Regions from separate parts of the Homo sapiens genome. Here regions 2, 3, 4 and 5 are each linked to region 1. A link is a contact called in ENCODE Hi-C or POLR2A ChIA-PET data. All regions are on one chromosome and are shown on one strand. Each heading gives the region's core, a stretch centred on a gene start or an enhancer-like site at or near the end of the contact. The rest is flanking DNA. Distances are from core to core; before and after follow the strand shown. Region 1 holds the start of CSRNP2 (cysteine and serine rich nuclear protein 2). Region 2 holds the start of SMARCD1 (SWI/SNF related BAF chromatin remodeling complex subunit D1). Region 3 holds the start of CERS5 (ceramide synthase 5). Region 4 holds the start of LIMA1 (LIM domain and actin binding 1). Region 5 overlaps DIP2B (disco interacting protein 2 homolog B).

Evidence for each region. A loop is a pair of places that touch in the nucleus more often than their neighbours do. ChIA-PET counts read pairs that join two places held with the same protein, here RNA polymerase II (POLR2A). Pooled maps may share reads with other maps.
Region 2: a pooled map shows a loop between it and region 1 (9-fold over the local background). The contact joins the promoter of SMARCD1 here to the promoter of CSRNP2 in region 1. A Hi-C loop is called at or near these places in 5 of 50 pooled maps. POLR2A ChIA-PET finds 5 or more read pairs at or near these places in 2 of 52 experiments (OCI-LY7 and WTC11).
Region 3: a pooled map shows a loop between it and region 1 (9-fold over the local background). The contact joins the promoter of CERS5 here to the promoter of CSRNP2 in region 1. A Hi-C loop is called at or near these places in 6 of 50 pooled maps. POLR2A ChIA-PET finds 5 or more read pairs at or near these places in 2 of 52 experiments (CD8-positive, alpha-beta memory T cell and activated T-cell).
Region 4: a pooled map shows a loop between it and region 1 (6-fold over the local background). The contact joins the promoter of LIMA1 here to the promoter of CSRNP2 in region 1. A Hi-C loop is called at or near these places in 4 of 50 pooled maps. POLR2A ChIA-PET finds 5 or more read pairs at or near these places in 3 of 52 experiments (HEK293, HepG2 and T-cell).
Region 5: a loop to region 1 is called in a pooled map, with 2.9 times the contacts of the local background. The contact joins the enhancer-like site here to the promoter of CSRNP2 in region 1. A Hi-C loop is called at or near these places in 2 of 50 pooled maps. POLR2A ChIA-PET finds 5 or more read pairs at or near these places in 2 of 52 experiments (A673 and GM12878).

What each region holds. Positions count from the first base shown.
Region 1 is chr12:51,080,955-51,085,388 of GRCh38, forward strand. CSRNP2 (cysteine and serine rich nuclear protein 2) reads right to left here and starts at 2,642. Exons shown (of 5, transcript NM_030809.3): 1 at 2,385-2,642. RefSeq lists a silencer at 2,204-2,693 and an enhancer at 3,067-3,693.
Region 2 is chr12:50,083,528-50,087,961 of GRCh38, forward strand. SMARCD1 (SWI/SNF related BAF chromatin remodeling complex subunit D1) reads left to right here and starts at 1,815. Exons shown (of 13, transcript NM_003076.5): 1 at 1,815-2,019; 2 at 2,634-2,821; 3 at 3,094-3,136; 4 at 3,229-3,351; 5 at 3,836-3,958. The coding sequence starts at 1,843. ASIC1 (acid sensing ion channel subunit 1) reads left to right here. Exons shown (of 12, transcript NM_001095.4): 12 at 1-84. RefSeq lists enhancers at 308-1,040, 1,398-1,657, 2,507-3,238 and a silencer at 1,728-2,167.
Region 3 is chr12:50,165,453-50,169,886 of GRCh38, forward strand. CERS5 (ceramide synthase 5) reads right to left here and starts at 1,917. Exons shown (of 10, transcript NM_147190.5): 1 at 1,649-1,917. The coding sequence starts at 1,845. It overlaps LOC124902931 (a long non-coding RNA gene), which reads left to right. Exons shown (of 2, transcript XR_007063304.1): 2 at 1-171. RefSeq lists enhancers at 1,264-1,403, 2,294-2,453, 2,505-3,266 and silencers at 1,544-1,693, 1,794-2,193.
Region 4 is chr12:50,281,360-50,285,793 of GRCh38, forward strand. LIMA1 (LIM domain and actin binding 1) reads right to left here and starts at 2,161. Exons shown (of 11, transcript NM_016357.5): 1 at 2,061-2,161. LOC107984505 (a long non-coding RNA gene) reads left to right here and starts at 2,262. Exons shown (of 2, transcript XR_001749144.2): 1 at 2,262-2,523. RefSeq lists a silencer at 2,072-2,381.
Region 5 is chr12:50,530,742-50,535,175 of GRCh38, forward strand. The region is part of intron 1 of DIP2B (disco interacting protein 2 homolog B); the gene reads left to right. Among named protein-coding and RNA genes, the nearest start is that of DIP2B, 28 kb to the left of the region's middle. RefSeq lists an enhancer at 2,201-2,270. Within about 2 kb of position 2,215, at least 19 of the 41 ENCODE cell types and tissues checked have a DNase peak (open chromatin) inside an H3K27ac peak, as active enhancers do; they include A673 and GM12878, where a contact is called at or near this core.

The DNA of each region.
Region 1 (4,434 bases), core at 1,392-3,891:
AACCAACTTGGCCAACATAGCAAGACCCTGTCTCTGTATTTTCAAAAAATTGGCCCGGCATGGTGGCACATGCCTGTAATCCTAGCACTTTGGGAGGCCAAGGCGGGCAGATCACTTGAGGCCAGGAGTTCAAGACCAGCCTGGCCAACATGGCAAAACCCCACCTCTATTAAAAATACAAAAACTAGCTGGGCATGGTGGTGTGAGCCTGTCGTCTCAGCTACTTGGGAGGCTAAGGCGGGAGGATTGCTTGAACCCAGGAGGCAGAGGTTGCAGTGAGCTGAGATTGTGCCACTGCACTCCAGCCTGGGTGACAGAGCCAGACCTGCCTAAAAAAATAAAATAAAATAAATAAAAATAAATTTTTTAAAAAAATAAATCTTTCTTTGCAATAGTAACAGAATAGTTTCCATACTTTCCAATTCATCAAATTAATCTTTCAAACTACAACTAGAAAAATCAGTCATTCCTACCTCTCTCAATTATTCATTGGTAGAGGATCAATGCCTGTGTTCAAGAGATACACTTGTAAGTTTTAGCACCTAGGAATGCAGGTAAAAACCGACAGTTAACTGTCAAAATGACCAACTCAACAAATGCTTTTGGAGAAAATAATGCAACTCTCTTTAAAGCTTTTAAATGCCAGTGAAATGAAAGGTCAGCTGACACTTTCTGGCTACATGTCTAATGGTCTTTTCTCAAGAGTTTCTAGCTGAACATTTTCCAAAGTTATATGAAATAGTTAAGATCCAGAGCACAGAATACATCAGGCTAGCACCTAATAAACAGTTCCACCAGAATATGTATATTTTAGTACTAGATCTAAGTTTTTTTCAGGCCTAAAAGGATTCCTATAACCACCAAAACAAACAAACAAACAAACAACAACAACAACAAAAAAAAACAGCATATGTGAGAGCAGCAAGAGGGACTGCCCAGGCAAAATTTTCTGGAAGAATCTATTTGCAAAGTTTAGGTAATATAAGTCTCTTTCTTAAATGAGTCCAAAGTAATAAGCTACATCTCACAGGAGAAAGCCTCTTCACTTGACTGGAACCCAACCTTCTGCTAAAGGTCAAGGAATCAAAACCTCCAGTAAGATGGTCAGGGCTACCATCTGTAGCTGGGTTGGAAGGAAGGCTTGCTGCTGTGTTACCATAAACCTGAATAAAATGACCTGCCCTGTTTCTCCTTTTACAAGATACTGTGGTTGTTTCTCATATACCATGAATTTCATGGATCCATGTGTCTTTGTGATCACCAGGATCATGAACTTACAAAGCACCCAAGTGAAAACCCCCCGCTTAAGTTAGGTGTTTAAAGAAAGCCGTGCACTCACCACCCCCACTCCCCGATTTTTACCCATTCACTAACACAAGGTTAGAATTTTCCATGCCTAAACTACCATCGTGTGGAAGACAGATCTTTGTGGGAACTGGAACATGATGCTGCATTAACTCTCAAGGATATCCAGTCATTTATAACACCGGCACAACCAACATCCTGGCTTTGTGGATTTGCAAGACAGAAAGCCAGTGAAGAAAAAAATCTGAACTATGAATTTACCTTGAACTGAAAACTGCAGGACAAGGGGACAGTGTTGTCTTGTGGGGATAACTTCTAGCATTTCATTCTGAAGAACAGTTTGTGTGTCACACTGCCACTCTCAACCCCTTTAAAAGGATGAATCAAGACCACAGCACTAAAAGGGACGGGTGGCAGTTGGCTGCGTAATTGGGCCTATGAAAAAAGATCAAGCTAGCAACCAGGGCAATTGATGCTTTCATTTTCCCACACGACGCCAGAAATATGGGAGACATCAGGAACCGGAGCGAAGGGACATGTCAAGTCACCAGTTCCTTTTAATGAACACTCCTGCCGAACCCTTCAGCTCTCGGCCCACTTCCCTCTGATTCCTGCTAACCTTCCCGCTCATTCCAATCCTCTGCAGCCCCTACCCAGCCTTCCGCATCCCTTCCTGCCTGCTACTCACAAATTCCCAACCACTCCTCCCACATTTTCCTCTGTTCCCCCTCCCCTTCCTTCACTTTCCTCCATCCTACATCATTCTCCACTCCATTCCGAACTCAATCCTCATCTGCAATCCTGCAGGCTTCCAAGCCGCCCATCGGTCTCCCGCGAGCTGCCCCCGCAGTCCGGGCCAGCGTCCTCGGTGCCCCTCGCTCCCACGCCTCTTCCCGACTCGGTTCCTTCCCAACGGCACCCGACCTCCCCGCCCCCCGACCGCTCCCGTCCGAGCCTCTCATTTCTGACCCCTCCATCCGCACGGCTCTGGGCTTGACCACTCCTCCACGGCCGCCCGAGGGCCGATCCCGAGAAAGGACGAGGCGGCACCCTCCGCCCCGCACCCCTAGGCCCATTACCGGCCCCGCCGCAGCTGCCTCCTCCCGTGATGGTCTCTGCCGCCCCCGCTGCCGCCGCCGCCCTAGCCCGGTGGGAAGGAGGGAGGAGCGAGCGAGTCCCGGGCCCCGCGGCGACGGCCGGGGAGCTCCCAGGGCGGCAGGGCGGGGAGGGAGGGCGGTGGGCAGCCCAGCCGGCAGGCAGAGAGGGCCGGGCGTCTCCGGCAACTCGGGCGCCCCCGGCAGCAGACGCCCAGAACCGCCCCGGCTCCGGCTAACAATAGGATCCGGCCGCAGCGCACTGGCTCTTATAGGCGCCGGCACGTCCTGACCGAGACCCGGGGCTGGCTGGGAAATGGAGTCTACGGGCCGGCCCACACCCAGCAGCATGCCGGGAGTTGTAGGCGGTAACTGCTGCAAAGCCGAAGCCGGCGCGCAAACCGGCTCCCGAGGCGGCAGCTCTGCTGCAACCTTTTAATGGGGGAAGAGAGGAGACTCAGCTACAGATCTTAAATAAACGAATTCTCCTCCAAAGCTCCCTTTTTCTTTCGTGTCCTGACCACACGCCATTAGGAACATGATCCCCCCTTCTCCTCGCTCATGGGGTCTTAGTCTTCAGCAATATGACTTATTGCAGCCTGCGCAGGTTATAAAGAATACAAGCAATATCTTGAGTTATCTACTTATATGAGGGAGTGCTTTGAGTGTTTTCTTTAAAAAAAAAAAAATTGCTGCCGGGCGCGGTGGCTCACGCCTGTAATCCCAGCACTTTGGGAGGCCGAGGTGGGCGGATCACGAGGTCAGGAGATCGAGACCAACCTGGCTAACAAGGTGAAACCCCGTCTCTACTAAAAAATACAAAAATTAGCCGGGCGTGGTGGCGGGCGCCTGTAGTCCCAGCTACTCGGGAGGCTGAGGCAGGAGAATGGCGTGAACCCGGGAGGCGGAGCTTGCAGTGAGCCGAGATCGCGCCACTGCACTGCAGACTGGGCGAAAGAGCGAGACTCCGTCTCAAAAAAAAAAAAAAAAAAATCTTCTCAACTTTGCAAACTAATTTATTTATTTAAATAGAAAAGGGGTTTTCGCCATGTTGCCCCGGCTGGTCTTGCACTCCTGGGCCCAGGCGATCCGCCCGCCTCGGCCTCCCAAAGTGCTGGGATTATACGCATGAGCCACCGCGCCCTTCCGCAACCTATTTTTAAGAAAGGGCGCCAGGCGCGGTGGCTCATGCCTGTAATCCCAGCACTTTGGGAGGCCGAGGCGGGCGGGTCATGAGGTCAGGAGTTCGAGACCAGCCTGACCAACATGGTGAAACCCTGTCTCTACTAAAAATACAAAAATTAGCCGAGGGTGGTAGCACGTGCCTTTAATCCCAGCTCCTCGGGAGGCCGACCCAGGAGAATGGCTTGAACCCGGGAGGCGGAGGTTGCAGTGAGCCAAGACTGCACCATTGCCCTCCAGCACGGTCAACAAGAGCGAAACTCCGTCTCAAAAAAAAAAAGAAAAAGAAAAAGAAAAAAAAGGGGAAAACCAAGATTAAGAAGTCAAAAGTTGTATGTGATTTGCCAAGGACACATAGCCTTGGTTTCTTCTTTGTTGTCTTTCCCTTGAACTATAAGGCTCGGCAAGCTCGAGCTGCATTCTCTTGTCCCCCGACCCCCACCCCGCCCCCTCATTTTGTTCTGTCATCTTGTTTGCTTCTACTTTCCCCCTTCCATACTCTGCTTGAATACACTGGCCTCATTGCAGCTCCTTCAACTGGGCAATCATTCTCTTACCTCAGGGCCTTTTGTCTGGCTTCCACCAGCTAGCCACATACTTACTCCCTCACATAATATCTGCTCGAATGTCCCCATATCCGAGATCTTCCCTAACCATATTTCTTTTTCCCTGCATTAAGAGACAGGATTTCACTCTGTCACCCAGGCTGGAGTGCAGTGGCGCAATCACGGCTCACAGCAGCCTCAAACTCCCGGGCACAAATGCCTAACCATATTTCTAAAATGGTGCTTCTCCTTAGTTTCTATCCCTGTGCCTTATATTTCTTCTTAGCATCCACGTATTTGTTTTTGTC
Region 2 (4,434 bases), core at 565-3,064, 1.0 Mb before region 1:
CAAAAAGTGTGCATTGGATAGGGGAACAGCAGGCAGGGCTCTGGGTGACGCATGCCTCTGGTCTAATAAACTGGGTTTCAACCATCTCCTCTTCAGTGTTGTTCTCTTATTTGAAAAAGTATTTAGATATTCTCACTAAGTGCCTAAAGCTGAGCTTGGTTTGGGGCCAATTAGGGGATGAGTAAGGAGAAGGTTTGAGTAGGGACACTGTGGTCCCCCTGGGATGGGACAGGCTGACCATTATATCAGGAATAGTTTGAACCACTGGGCAGGGAAAGAGGGAGAAGTCAAAGGCAACAAAGTTCCAAAACAGAATCCCCAATACAAAGGATGCTTTAGAGAGAGAGAGCAGAGTCAAAATTCAAGATAAACTGGAACTTATCATAAAATCTGGAAGCAGGCTGGCACGGTGGCTCATGCCCGTAATCCCAACACTTTGGGAGGCTGAGACAGGTGGATCACTTGCGGCCAGGAGTTCGAGATCAGCCTATGCAACATAGTGAAACCCCCATCCCTATTTTTTTTTTCTTTTTTGAGATGGAGTCTCGCTCTGTCGCCCAGGCTGGAGTGCAGTGGCGCGATCTCGGCTCACTGCAAGCTCCGCCTCCCGGGTTCACACCATTCCCCTGCCTCAGCCTCCCGAGTAGCTGGGACTACAGGCGCCCGCCACCACGCCCGGCTAATTTTTTTGTGTTTTTAGTAGAGACGGGGTTTCACCGTGTTAGCCAGGATGGTCTCGATCTCCTGACCTCATGATCCACCCGCCTGGGCCTCCCAAGTGCTGGGATTACAGGCATGAGCCACCGTGCCCAGCCCCCCATCCCTATTTTTTAATATTTAAAAAAAAAAAAATCTGAGGCCAGGCACAATGGCTCACACCTGTAATCCCAGCATTTTGGGAGGCTGAGGAGCACAGATCGCTTGAGCTCAGGAGTTCGAGACCAACCTGGGCAACATGGCGAAACCCCATCCCTACCAAAAATACAAAACAGTCTGGCATGGTGGTGCATGCCTGTGGTCCCAGCTACTTGGTAGGCTGAGTTGGGAGGATCACTTGAGCCTGGGAGGCGGAGGTTGCAGTGAGCTGAGATGGTGCCACTGCACTCCAGCTTGGGCGAGAGAGAGACAGACCTCATCTAAAAAAAAATAAAAAATAAAAAATAATAATCCGGAAGCAGGTTAGGTCAGAGAGAAAGTTAGGATGAAGTTCCCACGTGAGGTACTTATTGAGGCACTTTATCTGTGGAATGAGTCCCGGGCTATGAGCAAGGGTATCTGGAATCTTGGCTTCGGCTTTATGGCTAACTTGCTGGTTGACCTTTGCCAAGTCATTCACCTGTGAGTTCAGCTTTCCCATTTGTAAAATGGAATAAACTGTGTTTCCCTCCTCAGCCCCTGATAGTTATAGCAGTAAGAAAACGAAACGAAAAGCAGTCAAAGCGTTTTGGAAAGTTAACGCCATGCGCCAAGATGAAGCTATTACTCCAAGCCCCTCTTCATCAGAGGGCTCGAGTTGGGGTTGAGACTGGGGCTGAGGCTGTGGTCCGTCCCCCTTTCCAGGTCCTTGTCTTCCTCCCGTCGGCCTGGGGGCGCCCGCTCACGCGGCCTCTCTATTGCAGAGCTCTTCTCTATGGTTTTCCCTCCCGGACCGTGAAGGCGGGAGGGCGTGGCCAGCACGCCTTTTCCGCTAGTCGCCCCGCTCTATCCCATAGTCTCGCTGCCCTGAGCCTCCCGTGCCGGCCGGCCGGCCGGGGGAACAGGCGGGCGCTCGGGGGGCGCTCGGGGGGCGGGGGGAGTTCCGGTTCCGGTTCTTTGTGCGGCTGCATCGGCGGCTCCGGGAAGATGGCGGCCCGGGCGGGTTTCCAGTCTGTGGCTCCAAGCGGCGGCGCCGGAGCCTCAGGAGGGGCGGGCGCGGCTGCTGCCTTGGGCCCGGGCGGAACTCCGGGGCCTCCTGTGCGAATGGGCCCGGCTCCGGGTCAAGGGCTGTACCGCTCCCCGATGCCCGGAGCGGCCTATCCGGTGAGTGGGGCAGGAGGAGGGGCGCGCGGGCCGGGGGCGGGGCCGAGCGGGGACATGGGAGTGACAGGGGTGGGGGGAGAAGTAGGAGGGACTCCCTTGGGAGGGGTTCGGGCTCTGGGTGGGGGTTGGGGGAGGCAGTGCGCAGAAAGAGAGGGGGAGGCAGTTACACACCTGCTCCTAGGGGCATTGTTTCCCTGGGGAGTCGGTAGAGAACCTGGGTGGGTGAAGTGGGTCCAGGGATACCTGTATGAGGGCCGGAGTGCAAAGGGGCTTGAGCAGCTCCAGTGATCAGAGGAACACAGAACGTGTAGCTGACAAATTGAGGTCAGCTTCTAAAGAGATAGTAGCTAGCAGAGTAAATGTGGAACTGGCGATGTCCGATGTGTCCCATCCAAAATAGACTGAGAATTTGAGTATAATCTGGCTCTCGCTTAGCTTTTGGACTCTGTTTTTCTATGGAGTCACTACTGGAGCAAAGGGTTCTCCTCTCATTGTCCTCCATTCCATCCCTAAACCTTACTTCATTCAAAGATCTCAGGCGTTCCCTGCTTTTCTTTCTTGATGGGGTTTAGCAGGTGAAACCATGACATCTCTGGGTCCTCTCCCCTCTGTAGAGACCAGGTATGTTGCCAGGCAGCCGAATGACACCTCAGGGACCTTCCATGGGACCCCCTGGCTATGGGGGGAACCCTTCAGTCCGACCTGGCCTGGCCCAGTCAGGGATGGATCAGTCCCGCAAGAGACCTGCCCCTCAGCAGATCCAGCAGGTCCAGCAGCAGGCGGTCCAAAATCGAAACCACAAGTAAGATGATCCTGGGGCAGAGGGAGGGAGGGAGGGAGCCTGGGAGGACACAGGTGGTGGGAGTACCTGAACCAAGAAGTGGTGGTGCTGTGTCAGCAGATGGTGCTACAGAACTCATCCTTGAGAATGCTTGGTGGTGGTGGTGGTGGTGGTAGTTCTTTGAGAGAAGCTTTGCAGTCCCTTCACATTACTATAAATGGACGTGCTGACAGCTTATTTTCACGTTCTGACTAGTTCTGTCCCAACCTGATAATAGTATTTATTCCCAACAGTGCAAAGAAAAAGAAGATGGCTGACAAAATTCTACCTCAAAGGGTGAGTCCAGGCTATATGTCTTCTGGAAAGTGTGGTGAGTTTGAGTATAGAGATGATCATCCTAGATTTCAATTAATTTTTCTGTTCCTAAGATTCGTGAACTGGTACCAGAATCCCAGGCCTATATGGATCTCTTGGCTTTTGAAAGGAAACTGGACCAGACTATCATGAGGAAACGGCTAGATATCCAAGAGGCCTTGAAACGTCCCATCAAGGTAACACAGGAAAGTACTAGGCAGAGAGCCAAAGGAGAGGACCCAGGAACCTTCAGCAGAATTAGGATGAGAAATCAAAGGCACAGCACAACTCTCCTTGGCATTTAAATTGCATCTCTCCCTTCCGCCTACAAACTGAGAATTACATTAGGAGGATAAGAACAGAATGGCAAAGGGGGAGGGGCTCTTGATGTCTCTTGCACTACAAATATACCCTTGTCCATGTTTTCGCTGTAACTGCTCTGCTACCTTGGGAACCTGGCACCTTGCATGACTTTGTCCACCTGGCATCCCACTATATGCACTTGTACTTAGGCTGATGGCCAGTACTCCTCTTCTAAATGGAATCTTCATCCACCCACCCAAGGGACTGGGTAGACAGTAAGCCAGTCTGTTAGGAGTAATTTTGGGGTTTGGGGAGACCGTTGTCTTCAACATCAGACCACTGAAGCCCCACGATCAATCCTGTTTCTGCCTTCCTCAGCAAAAACGGAAGCTGCGAATTTTCATTTCTAACACTTTCAATCCGGCTAAGTCAGATGCCGAGGATGGGGAAGGGACGGTGGCTTCCTGGGAGCTTCGGGTAGAAGGACGGCTCCTGGAGGATGTGAGTTCAAGGTCCACAATGGTTGGCATCTAGGGTGGGAGCTGCTGGGAATGAACAGTGTTGTCTGGTCAGCAGGAAGCCTAACTGGTGCTCACAGCTCCTTTTGGGAGCAGTAAGGAGAGGGACACTGTTCCCTGCACTGAAAGACAGTGGTCCTTTGTGTTTGCCCCCACACCTTTGGCCCTCACTGGTATCATATGGAGAACCTTATTGTCCTGGGATCTGATTTGTGGTTTACCTTCCTCTTGGTGCTGCTGGCCATTGGATTTAGCCATATCTGTAGATTATTTAGTTTTTTTTTTTTAATCGAGTTTGCACTTAATTTGAGGCTGTGTTTCCTCTCTGAGTCCTTGTGGTATCTCCATCTTCTCAACTTTCACTGGAGGCACCCCACAGTTTAAGTAGGATAGATTTCTCTTGACAGGCTCTTTGTTGCTTCCTGGGGAGCATCAGCTGACAGGTGATAGTCCCCAAAC
Region 3 (4,434 bases), core at 667-3,166, 920 kb before region 1:
AACCTTGCTACACTAAGTTCCTGAGGGCCAAGGAAAGCCATTTAGATCTTTGGGTTTCATTTGCTTCACTTAAGCATCTTTATTTTTGCACTTGAACGTCTGGCAGAGCATTTTGATGATGATGATGCACAAATACTACGAATAAATGGATGCGTGACTAGCTAAATAGAACACAAGATTTTGAAAGACTTGAGTCAAAAACAGTAGGCAAATCAAAGAAGCAATCCCAAACAGATGCTATCTTTCAGAAATTAACAGATTATTTCACCTGCAACATATTCCCATCCTAGAAAGGGCATTCCTGCATTACAATCATTTATGCTTGGATAAAGGCAAAACGAACAGATGTCCAAGAACCACCCTCATTACCTGAGGCCTATGGCAGAAACATGTCTCCTTTCTTGGAGTCTGAGTAGACTTGATCAAAATCACCCACAGGTATAAATTCACATTATAATATCACACACCAAAGCCTCAGTGAATATCTTTATCTTGGACAAACATATGATCCATTCACTTAAAGGTGAAATCATGTGGTTGAACAAAGTATACTGCAATTCTGCTAAACTCATTTAGAAGCTGGCTCAAGGCCGGGTGCGGTGGCTCACGCCTGTAATCCCAGCACTTTGGGAGGCAGAGGCGGGCGGATCACTTGAGGTCAGGAGTTACAGACCAGCCTGGCCAACATGGCGAAACCCCGTCTCTACTAAAAATACAAAAAGTAGCCGGGCGTGGTGGCGCGTGCCTGTAATTCCAGCTACTCGGGAGGCTGAGGCAGGAGAATCGCTTCAACAGGGGAGGCGGAGGTCGCGGTAAGCCGAGATCGTGCCATTGCACGCCAGCCTGGGCAACAAGAGCGAAACTCTGTCTCAAAAAAAAAAAAAAAAAAAAGAAAAGAAAAAAGAATCTGGCTCAATATAGCTGTCCTCTGATAAAGCCCTGTGGCTCTCCTCCATCCCTTCGAACACACTCCTCCTTCCATTTCAGGCCCCAAGGCCTGTTCTGCAACTAATCTGACATCTTTCCATTACTTTGGAAGCCTAGGGCTCCACCACACCCTATCCCAACCAGATTTCTACCCTCCTACCAACAAACGTGCATGAGTTGACATACCAAACCAACTCTTAGGGCCAAACTAATCCTGTTCCCCCCAATTCTCGGAAACTCAAGCGTCCTAACAAATCTTAAGAGTCTGATGAGTCCATTCCTTTCCCTTGGAACGTCTGGCCCTTGCGTTGACCCCTCGGCTTCCATGGTCACAACTAGCTCTGGTTCTCCTGGCCCCTTCCTATCCCTCTCTTCGGGGCCTCTGCCAGAGCTCACACTGAACCTGTTTCCTCATCTGTAGGACCCTTGGAGGTTGGGAGGAGGCCTATATGACCCCCCCAATCCAACTCCGGATCTAACATTGAAGGGGCCCAGCATTCCCCTAGACCCTCACTCTTTCTCTTGCCCACGCCCCAAACTCCTTCTCCATCTAGGCTACCACCTCGCCCACGCGCCTAGCATCACCCGCCGCGGCCCAAGCTCCCCCAGCCCCTGCTTCCGGGCTTTCCTTGCAGTTCTGCTTCCGGCCCTCGGCCCTTCCCACAGCGGGGCGCCCCCGGCCCGCGCCCGGCCCCCGAGCCGCTCGCTCCCGGGCTCTCACCGCTCGAAGAGCAGCCTCACGAAGAAGATGCCCGCCGCCAGCGGGAACACCGAGAGGATGTGCCGGCCGCGGGGGTAACCGTAGCCGTCGGCCGGCCCCTCCAGATCAGCCCAGCTCACGTTCTCGGGTAGCCAGAAGCGCTCGCTCCACAGCCAGCCCCACAGCAAGCTTAGGGGTCCCTGCGCTGCTGTCGCCATCTTACGCCCACCCCGAAGCCACCGCCGCCACAAGCGTCAGCTGCCGCCACAGCCAACGGAACCCGCGGGGAGGCGGCCCCAGGGCGGGGCCCGGCCGGCGGCCACCCCCTTCCGGCCCCTTCTGGTCACTGCCACGGATCCGCCCGCCTCCCTGGCAGGGCCGGGCCTCTTCACCGCCCATCTCTCCTCCCGGCCCACTTCCCTCACTGCAACCCGGGGACCGCCTCCGGGGATCCACGCCCCTTCCCGAGCCTCTGACTCGCCCAGCCCGGCCCTGGGACCACGCCTCGGGCGGCCCTGGGCCCGCCCTCTTTTGCTGCTGGTCTAGGCCACGCTTCTACTCCTCCCTCACTCTTCCATCCAGCTACGGCCACACCCCTTATTTCAGGCCTAGCTCCTTTACGGGGACATTCTCCTTTCTCAGCCTGTTGGAATCGAATCCGTTCCGGCTCCCACCCAGGCGGTACCTCTGTCTCCACTCCCGGAGGCCAGATCGATCTCTCAGGTCAGGGCTTCTCTTGGATGTCAGCTGGTCCTGCCCACTACTGTCCGCCACTAGAGTTCTTTTCGCTCCCAACCTTTTCTTCCCTTCGTGCCCCGTGACCTCAGCCTACTTTCACTGCTTTATCCCTTAAAAATTAGTCACTTTTCCTCAGAAAAAATGGACTTAACAGTTTACAAAAGGCCGGGCGCGGTGGCTCACGCCTGTAATCCCAGCACTTTCAGAGGCCGAGGCTGGCGGATCACCTGAGGTCAGGAGTTCGAGACCAGCCTGGCCAACATGGCAAAACCCCGTCTCTACTAAAAATACAAAAATTAGCTGGGCCTGGTGGCGCTGTGCCTGTAATCCCAGCTACTCGGAAAGCTGGGACAGGAGAATCGCTTGAACCTGGGAGGCGGAGGTCGCAGTGAGCCGAAATCGCGCCATTGCACTCCAGCCTGGGCGACAGACCAAAGACTCCGTCCCAAAATAAAAATAAAAAAAGTTTACAAAAATCCTTTTATTCTTCTCTTGGGGAAAAGGAAATGGAAGAAAAACAAAGTGAAAAGGGAAGCACTCAAAAAGTATACGTAAAGGCAGGCCGGGTGTGGTGGCTCACGCCTGTAATCCCAGCACGTTGGAAGGCCAAGGCGGAAGAATCACCTGAGGTAAGGAGTTCGAGACCAGGCTGGCCATGGTGAAACCCCGTCCCTACTAAAAATACAAAAATTACCCGGGTGTGGTGGTGCATGCCTGTAATCCTAGCTACTCGGGAGGCTGAGGCAGGAGAATTGCTTGAGGCGGAGATCACAGTGAGCCGAGACCACGCCATTGCCCTCCAGCCTAGGCAACAGAGCGTCTCAAAACAAAAACAAACAAAAAAAGGCCGGGCGCGGCTCACGCCTGTAATCCCAACACTTTGGGAGGCCGAGGCGGGCGGATCATGAGGTCAGGAGATCGAGACCATCCTGGCTAACACGGTGAAACCCCATCTCTATTAAAATACAAAAAATTAGCCAGGCATGGTGGCGGGCGCCTGTAGTCCCAGCTACTTGGGAGGCTCAGGCAGGAGAATGGCGTGAACCCGGGAGGCGGAGCTTGCAGTGAGCCCAGATTGCGCCACTACACTCCAGCCTGGGCGACAAAGTGAGACTCGTCTCAAAAAAAAAAAAAAAAAAAGTATATCTAAAGGACCTAAAGGCAAAACAAAATAAATAGCCAATGTTTGATGAGGTTTCCTGTGTGCCAGGCACTGCATGGAACATTTTACACAGGTTATTTCACTCCTTCACCCTATAAAGTTGATCTTGTTATCCCCACTGGATAAGTAAACTGAGGTCCAGTGAGGCCAAACAACTTGCCCAAAGTTATGTAGGTAAGAAGTGGTAGCTAGTGTTAAGTCAAGTTTAATCTAAAGCTGCCTCCTTACATATTTAAGTTCGGCCTAAAGGTTTTCTGTACATTGTGAACTGTAACAAGTGGAGGTGTAAATCGAACGTAGACCACACCAGTGCCAATCACTGAATTTTGGCCAATCAAATGTAGCCAACTGTTCCAACCACGTTCAAATGAGACAAACGCTGATCTGTAACCAATCTGGTTGTTTCTGTACCTCACTTTCATTTTGCTGTCCATAAATCTTCCACCACGTGAATATGCTGGGTCTCTGTGGATATGCTGGGTCTCTCTGAATCTGCTGTGATTCAGGGGCTGCCCAATTTGAGAATCATACATTGCTCAAACTCCTTTAGGCTGGGCACGGTGGCTCACGCCTGTAATCCTAGCACTTTGGGAGGCCGAGGCAGGCGGATCACAGGTCAGGAGATCGAGACCATCCTGGCTAACATGGTGAAACTCCGTCTCTACTAAAAATACAAAAATTAGCTGGGCGTGGTGGTGCGTGTCTGTAGTCCCAGTTACTTGGGAAGCTGAGGCAAGAGAATCGCTTGAACCCAGGAGGCGGAGGTTGCAGTGAGCTGAGATAGCACCACTGCACTCTATCCTGGGCAACGGAGTGAGACTTTGTCTTGGAAAGAAAAAACAAAACAAACAAACAAACAAAAAACTCCTTTAAATTTGGCTGTTTTGTTTGTTTGCATGTTTTTTTG
Region 4 (4,434 bases), core at 911-3,410, 800 kb before region 1:
TTGAGGGCATCTTAGCAGGAAAAAGTATCCCCTGTCACCAAGATGTGAATTGTTTTAGCTTCTGAAGCTTTCTTTTAGAATTATTAGGTTGAAATTTAGCCCCACCTTTAACCAGAGTCTGGAACAAAGCTTGAGTGTACCAAGTTAAAGAAAGTTATACAATGAGGTAATTTTTACAAAATGGCACTCCTTTGCTAATGTTGCCAATATACTGTTCTCTTCCCAGGGACTACCTGATAACAACACTTCCCAGCCCAATACAGAACAGTGGAAACAGATCCAACTATTTACTAAATGCCACATTAACAACAGGGTCTAATCCCATTTTCCATAGGCCATAGAATTGGAGGAAGAGAGGGTAAGAAATATGAAAGTGATACAAATACATAGATTGAAGAGAATCACTCATTATTACTCAGAGGTTTTTGTTTTTAAGGAAAAGCAGAAGAGAGAATTAAAAAACAAAACAAAACACCTATATTCCCTATGCTCCTACAGTACCCTGGGCTGACCTCTAGTATAGAAATGACCTCACTAATACCATAAATTGTATGTGGATCTGTCTAACCCATTTGATTTTAAGTTCTTTTAGGGTAAAGACGTTTGGCACTTTGAATCTACAGTAGGACTGACATGAAAGGCACTCAATATTTTGTCCAAAGAATGAAATAAGTTCCTAAACTAATTACCTAGTACATTATATGTTGTTCTATCAATGCAAAACAAGAAAACATATATGAACACACACTTTTTTTTGCCTTCTTTCACGCCAACTCTATAATTTTTTGAAGATCTATCTAAAACGTGATCATCCTGCACCCAGGTTATACCTCTACAGGAACTTAGAACATGTTGTTAGGGGTCATGTTCTTTTGTGTCTACATCATACCTCAGAAGAAAGGATTGGTGTTATTTCATGGCTCCTGAAATATTTAGCATTTGTGAATAGTATTGGTAACCAAGCAGATAAAAGGTACTGTGTTAAACCATTTAAATCAAGAGCAAAAGAAAGAATACTTAATGCAAAAGAAAACCTCTCCCCAAAATGGGCATTGCCTTAAAAACTGATAACTCCCTAATTACCTTTGACTAACCTGAAAAGTCAAGTCAATTGAACCATCTGGATTAGGCAGATCTGGATTAGGCAGACTTATCTTTTATTTTTATTTATTTATTTATTTTTTTGTAGAGACAAGGGTCTCGCTAAGTTGCCTTGGCTGGTCTCAAACACCTGGGCTCAAGCGATCCTCCCGCCTCAGTTTCCCAAAGTGTTGGGATTATAGGCGTGAGCCACTGCGCCCGTCCAAGGCAGACTTTTGAAAGCTGGAATTAGGTGCAAGACAATAGTAGTTCAAATATCTCTCACCAGGATCAGCTAAACCGTTCTTGCAAGCATCAGTAAGGAGGCTAGGAAGGGTGCCAGATGGTTCGTTCCTAGCAGCTACAACTTCAAGCTTTAGTATGTGTAGCCAGGGGTGTACAATTACCTTACATTAACACCAACATATGTCGGGGGCAAGTGCCAGCGATATATACACGATAGCGATTCGGGGATGACACATCGGCTGCAAGGACTGCTATATTCTCAACATTCCTCAAAAGGGTGTAAGTGTCTTAAACAGAGTTCAGCTGGCGTAATGGAAGGGAGAAAAAATCGAAAAGAGAGGGAATGGCTGAAAATGAAGGAAAAAGAACAGTTGAATATTACAGTATTTCCCTGGAAGGAGGGTATTTGGAGTTTTAATGAATTGTCACCTTCCTCCACCACACCAGAAAGTATACAGTTAGAATGCAGTGTTCTCGGTGGGAGAGGACGGGGTATTTGCAGCTCCCGCCCTTGGGCAGCAAAGGCTCAGCCCGACATAAGCACTCCCCACCCAGCGCAGGCCCCAGAAGTGAGGAAAGAACGGAGGATCAGCGTCCCTCGACCCCTTATCTCGAGGGGGAGGGACTCACACTCCTTGCACTCCCCCCGCCCCAAAAGTCGAAGGAGAAAGAGGGTGTGGAGAGAAGCCGGGGTCTTCCCGCACTCTCCGGTTGTGGAGAGAGAAGGCCCTTACCTGGCTAAAAGCCGCCTTTCCTCTGCGCTGCTACCAGCCCTGTCACAGGTCCCGGCGCTCTACCTAGCGCACCTGTCGCGACCAAGCTGCTAACACCTACTGCTCCTGCGGCCCCGCCCCGGACCCCGCCCACCGCCGCGGGGGCGCGCACGCCAGACAGCCTCCCGTGCGGCCTCGGGCTGAGCGTGCGCGCCACCGGCTACGTGCCCAGCGCTCGCGTCTGCTCCAGTCGCTCTGGCGGTGCGGGGCGCTGGCGACGGGACAGGGTTTTTGCTGCCCGGGGCCTAGTCTACCTCGGCACGCTTTTCTCTGAAGGAGACACGCACTTGCACGACGTGGGCCTCTGTGCAGCTCTACTTTGTCCTTAACTCCTCTGACTCAACGTTATCGCAGTTTGACTCTGGAGCCACTCAGGTTTTTCCTAAGCTCAACTCTAGCCAGCTAGGTTCCTGGTGCTTTGGGGGTAAGTTGTGTGCAGGGAGGGTGTTTTACAGGAGGCTGTGTGGTGTAGTGGAAAAAGCTGAATTAAGTACATTAATCCTGAAAACGGTTTGACAAGGGCAGATGACGTCCAAGTTCTCCAACAGCTGTTTTTACTCCTCCATTCAGAATAGGAGCTGTGCTAATGGTTTGGAGACCGTCAATTGGCCTAGCACTTGGCCATCCTGCCCCCAAATTCTTGTCCCAGTTCCGTGCCAGCTGCATGATGCCTTTTGATAGTATCCTTCTTTCCTGTACCTCAAGCATAGTAGGGTTTCAGACCACAAGTTTTCTGAAGCTTTTCGGAATTCATGCAGCTTGATGCGTTATTAGTAGGGGCTGCTCGTGGGAAAACGCTTGTAATTACACTTCCTCAAGAAGTTAATGAAAATGTGTGAGAAGAGAGATTTCCAACAGGTGATGAATATGCCAGCCAGTTATTCCCTTCTTCCTTCAAATATCCAGCCTAGACTGATTTCTGGATAGGTATTGTAGAAATAAAAATTTCAGACAAAACAAACTTAGATTTTGAATCGGACAACAGTCAGAACCAAAAGAGGCTCAGACACCCCTGCTCTAGCTGCCCAGGCATCAAACTTTATAGGCTGAACACGAAAGTAAAGAAATTTGATTGGCTACAGCTAAGCGTTTGCCTTATTTGGGTATGGTCACATGGGAGGTCCCTAATTATATAACCACTTGGCTGGTTGTCTGTTTGTGATTGGTTGAAACTCCATTCAAAATCAGGTACAAGGGGCCGGGCGCGGTGGCTCACACCTGTAATCCCAGCACTTTGGGAGGCTGAGGCAGGCGGATCCCCTGAGGTTAGGAGTTCGAGACCAGCCTAGCCAACATGGCGAAGCACCGTCTCCACTAAAAATACAAAAATTAGCCGGACGTGGTGGTAAGTGCCTGTAATCCCAGCTACTCGGGAGGCTGAGGCACGAGAATGACTTGAACCCGGGAAGTGGAGATTGCAGTGAGCAGAGATCTCGCCACTGCACTCCAGCCTGGATGAGAGAACGAGACTCCATCTCAAAAAAACAAAACAAACAAAAGGTGCAAGGAATACCTCTAAATTTTGGGTTGCTTTCTGGGTACAAAAACAACTCCAAACTAATGGCCTGCTACTTATTTTGCATTAACAGTATCAAGTATCAAGACTCCAGCAAAAGTGGCAGACAGCATGGGAATGCTAAAGAGCATACAATATCAATACAGGATAGTACTCCAGAAAATACGTTACCCTGCATGTGGCGTTCCCTCAATAGATGTCTCCCCTCCCCCCAATTTTTTTTAGCTCTGTGCTTTAGTGGATACAAAAATTACTTGCTTTCCCAAAGCCTCCTTTTGAAGATAGAGCTAGCATTAGGTTGATTGCTAAATTTTCAGGGATTTTATGAGCCAGGTCATAAGCACAACCATTATTAGAAATCAAATTATATAAGCTACAATTAAATTATCTTAAAAATAAAAGTAATAGGCCAGGCATGTTGAGTCACATTTGTAATCCCAGTGCTTTGGGAGGCTAAGGCGGGAAGATGGCTTGAGGCTAGAAGTTTGATGTTGCAGTGAGCTATGATCACACCACTGCACTCCAGCCTGGGCAACAGAGTGAGACCCTATTTCTAAAAAAAAATTTTTAAATATAATAAATATTAAAAACTCATCACTTTGTAGTTTTTTTCTTCATTTTACTAATAATTCTGCTCTTGAGGTTATTTGTCCATTGTATTCCCTGTGGAAATACTACATATGTTGTATGCATCTCTTCCCAACTCTATTCAGAAATGTCACATTGGTAGCACGAAATTGGCTGTAAGGGGAGTATTTACACCATGGAAATGGGCAAATGCAGCAAGTCAGGGCGTGATTTATTGTTTTGTTGATTTTT
Region 5 (4,434 bases), core at 965-3,464, 550 kb before region 1:
AGGTGTGATAGGAGAAAGGCGGACTGGTAAGTTTCTTCCTTAGGCATCTTGAGAGAAAGATGGCACCATTTCCTAAAACAGGGAATAGAGGCAGAAGAACAGTTTAGGGTGTAGGGGGAGAGAAAATTCAGTTTTACTGAATTTGAGAGGTTTTGGGGACATGCAAATGGAGATCTGTAGCAGCAGTTGGGTGTGTGGATTTGGAGTTCTGTAGAAAGGCCTGTCCTGAAGATATACATTCAGTATTCCTTAGCATGTATCGCTGATAGTGGAAGCAGTGGGCATGATTGAGATTGTCCAAGGAGAGCATATTATATATGTTGAGATGGAGTCTCGCTCTGTCGCCCAGGCTGGAGTGCGGTGGCGCAATCTCAGCTCACTACAAGTTCTGACTTCTGGGTTCACGCCATTCTCCTGCCTCAGCCTCCCGAGTAGCTGGGACTACAGATGCCTGTCACCACGCCTGGCTAATTTTTTTTTGTATTTTTAGTAGAGATGGGGTTTCACCATGTTAGCCAGGATGGTCTCGATCTCCTGACCTTGTGATCCGCCCACCTCGGCCTCCCAGAGTGCTGGGATTATAGGTGTGAGCCGCTGCACCCAGCCAAGGAGAGCATATTGAGTGAGCAGAGGCTAAACACAGAACTGGAAAGCACCACCATTTAAGGGGGAAGCTGAAAAAAAGAACCTGGAAAAGAGGTCAGAGGGGTATGAGTGACCAGAGGGAGAAGAGCAAAACAACAAGGAGTATTAAGTGTCTCTTGTTGCATAGAGTTTGAGACTAGGACTGAGAAAATGCAATTGAGATTACAAGCAGAGGTCATTGGTGGTGACCTTTGCCTAAGCTGTTTTAGTAGGGTTTAGGGACAGGGTTGGGGCAAGGAAGGGGCACTGCAGCCTGTTGAAAGTGGATAAGGAATGCAAAGCAGAGAGGAAGTGGAAGTAGAGGCAGGCGGGGTACCCTGCTGTTTCAAGCCTGGCCGTGTGAGGTGGAGAGAAAGGAAGTAGCTAGGATATATACACATTCATCTGTTCTTTGTCTCTCTCCTCACTAGAAAATAAGTTGCCTGAGGGCAGGAACTTAGTTTTATTCACTGCTTTATCTCCAGAGTAAAAAATTGCTCCTGGCCTGTAGTAGGCACTCAACAAATATTTGATGGCCAAACAAATGAATTATGTTAAGAAGGTAGAGACTTGAGTGTGTTCATTTGTTGGTGGAGGGGTAAGAGGTCTTGGGGAGGAGGAATTGAAAGTCTAGAGTAGAAAGATGTGATGGAACGAGGTCTCCCTGAGTCAGCAAAGCTTGAGACCCTAAGTGCTGCTGGAGTGATCATTCAGGATGCCAGGAATGACTCCTTTTCTGCTGAAACAGAAGGGAAGAAGGAAAGGATGGGAGCAGAGGCAGATACTCATAGGTGATGGATGAGGAAGCTGAGGGAGTTCTTGCCTAGTGGCCTTATGAGTATTCTCTGAGTTAAAAATAAGAGTGTTGGCCGGGTGCGGTGGCTCATGCCTGTAATCCCAGCACTTTGGGAGGCTGAGGCAGGCAGATCATTTAAGGTCAGGAGTTCCAGACCAGTCTGGCCAGCATAGTGAAACCGCGTGTCTACTAAAAATACAAAAATTAGCCAGGTGTGGTGGCATGCGCCTGTAATCCCAGCTACTTGGGAGTCTGAGGTGGGAGGATCGCTTGAATCTGGGAGGTGAAGGCTGCAGTGAGCCAGATCGCACCACAGCACTCCAGCCTGGGCGACAGAGCCAGATTCTGTCTCAAAAAACAAAAAACAAATAAAAATAAGAGTGTAATATATGTATCCTTGGAACATGCATTGTGAAGACATACAAAAAAACCCACCAGCATTTAAGCAGCTGTGCTTCTGTGGAAAGTCACTGTGGTCAGTGACATGAAAGGTAGGTGAGGTGAGGATGTGCCAGAGAAGATGAGTAAGAGTAGGTGAGACAAGAGGTCTCTAGTCTCAGCTGGGAATGTAGGGTGTGGTTTGACCTGAGAGAAGGGAGTGTGGGTAACCCCCTTTCCTCTAGAAGGAGCAGGGCGCTGTCCTTGGGCTCTCAGGGAAGTGGGGGAAGAAAGGGCAGTGTATAAGTCTTACTCTTTCCTGTGTGAGAAAAAACGCAGAGAAACTTAAGCCTTGAGTGAATTAGAGTAACTCTTTGTTAGTGACTCCTCTGGCCCTCACCGGGCTGGTTTTTCAGTGATCTATTTCTGATTCATTTGACAGGAAACTGCTTTCCCAACTTTTACAAGCTGTTATCTAAAATGGTTTGTGTGCTTAACAGCAAAGGTAGTAGTGAGAAGGAGGATGTGACAGAGTCACAGTGAGTCATAAAGAACAAGACATGACCATATTTGTTTACCTCATCAGGTTTTACATAGAATTAATTTAAAGAATATTAAAGTGTCCATTTTGTTTTAATTAGCAGTTGTTTAGTAATAAGTTCTCATGCTTTGGAATTCTCTGTTTTCAGTCTCATCAAATTCAAGACTACATATTTCTCATGACCTTTCTGGAAGGGAGAGGAGAGTAGTAAGGATGAGTCTTGTAGTCTTCTAGTCTTCAGTTGAAATTAAATAACCCAACCAAGATGATTGTTTTTCTTTTGCTGTCAGCCTTATCAGCCATTACTGCAGGTCAACCCCTGACAAGTTGTGTAGGGTGAGGGTAGCGTCGAACTAGAGTTTTGGCTGTTGCTGTTTTGCATTTTGTGTGTGTTTGCATGTGTTCTCTGTAAAGTGAGCAGAGGATCCTTCAGAAAGGGAGCAGATTCCAAGGGTAAGAAGGGATTTCACCTACAGGAAGTTGTGGATTCTAACCATTTTTTAACTGCCCTATCAAGGAAGACAACTTTTTTCCTTTTTTTTTTTTGAGACAGGATCTTGCTCTGTTGCCTAGGCTGGAGTGCCGTGGTGTGATCACAGCTCACTGCAACCTCTACCTCTTGGGCTCAAGCAATCCTCCCGCCTCAGCCTCCCAAGTGGGCACCATGCTGGCTAATTTTTAAATTTTTTTAGACAGAGATTCTCACTACTTTGCCTAGGCTGGTCTTGAACTCCTGGGCTCAAGTGATCTGCCTGCCTTTCAGCCACCCAAAGTGCTGGGATTATAGGAGTGAGCCACTGAGCCGGGCCTAACTTTATATTATAAAAAGTACCTGTTACTTTTTGGAGATGGGAGAAACTTTTTTCCCCCCTGTGACAGAAGGTGAAATCAGAGATTTGAGGTATGATAGTTGGAACTTGGTATTATCATAATTAGAATTCATCAATACTTAGAATTCATTTTTTTCTAAGCCATCTCCTTACTCTAACTCATTCCCCATGATTCTAAATTTTTTAGTCATTAGTCAACTAGTTAGAACTCCAATTAGGCATGTATTCTGGGGAATAAAATATGACTTTATCAGCATTTTGGGGAACTCAGGGACAAGAGATTCATCTGGTCAAGTTGGCATCAACAGGCTGAGGACTCATTTCTCATTTTCATGGAGAACCAAGTTTTAGCCAAATCCTTATTTTCTGGGAATTTATATTATGTATGTGTGTCTAAAAAAACACTTTCAAGACTTTTGAAACCCAATGACTGGACTCTTTTTACACATTCTCATTTCATTTTTTTTTTTTTTTTTTTTTGAGACGGAGTCTCACTGTGTCGCCCAGACTGGAGTGTAGTAGCGCAATCTCGGTTCACTGCAACCTCCACCTCCCAGGTTCAAGTGATTCTTCTGCCTCAGCCTCCTGAGTAGCTGGGATTACAGGCATGAGCCACCACGCCCGGCTAATTTTTGTACAGATGGGGTTTCGCCATGTTGGTCAGGCTGGTCTTGAACTCCTGACCTCAGCTGATCCACCCACCTCGGCCTCCCAAAGTGCTGGGATTACAGGCGTGAGCCACCATGCCCGGCCTCAGTTGGTTTTTAGAGAAATCAACTGGACAGCATTCTGAGATTAGGAGAATGTCAGAGACAGTGAGGTAACATGGAAAAGATTGTGGGTTTGGGTTTCACTTCTGTTTATAAGCTTTGTGACCTTGGGCAAGTCATTTAACCTCTCCTATCCTTTGGGAGATGAAGTGGCTAGATGAGAGAATCTAGTTCTTCCTAGCTCTTAGTTCCTGAGATGACCTATGATTAGATCTGTTTATCAAAGTATATGAAAAGGAGATCCTATTTTAAATTCACTGGAACAGGGCCTGGCGTGATAGCTCACTTCTATAATCTCAGGACTTTGGGAGGCTGAGGTGGGTGGGTCATTTGAGCTCGGGAGTTTGAGACCAGCTTGGGCAAGATGGTGAAGCCCTGTCTCTACAAAACAATATTAAAAAATTAGCCGGGTGTGATGGTGCATGCCTGTAGTCCCAGCTACCCGGGATGCTAAGGTGGGAGACTCACCTGAGCCCAGGAGGTCAAGGCTGCAGT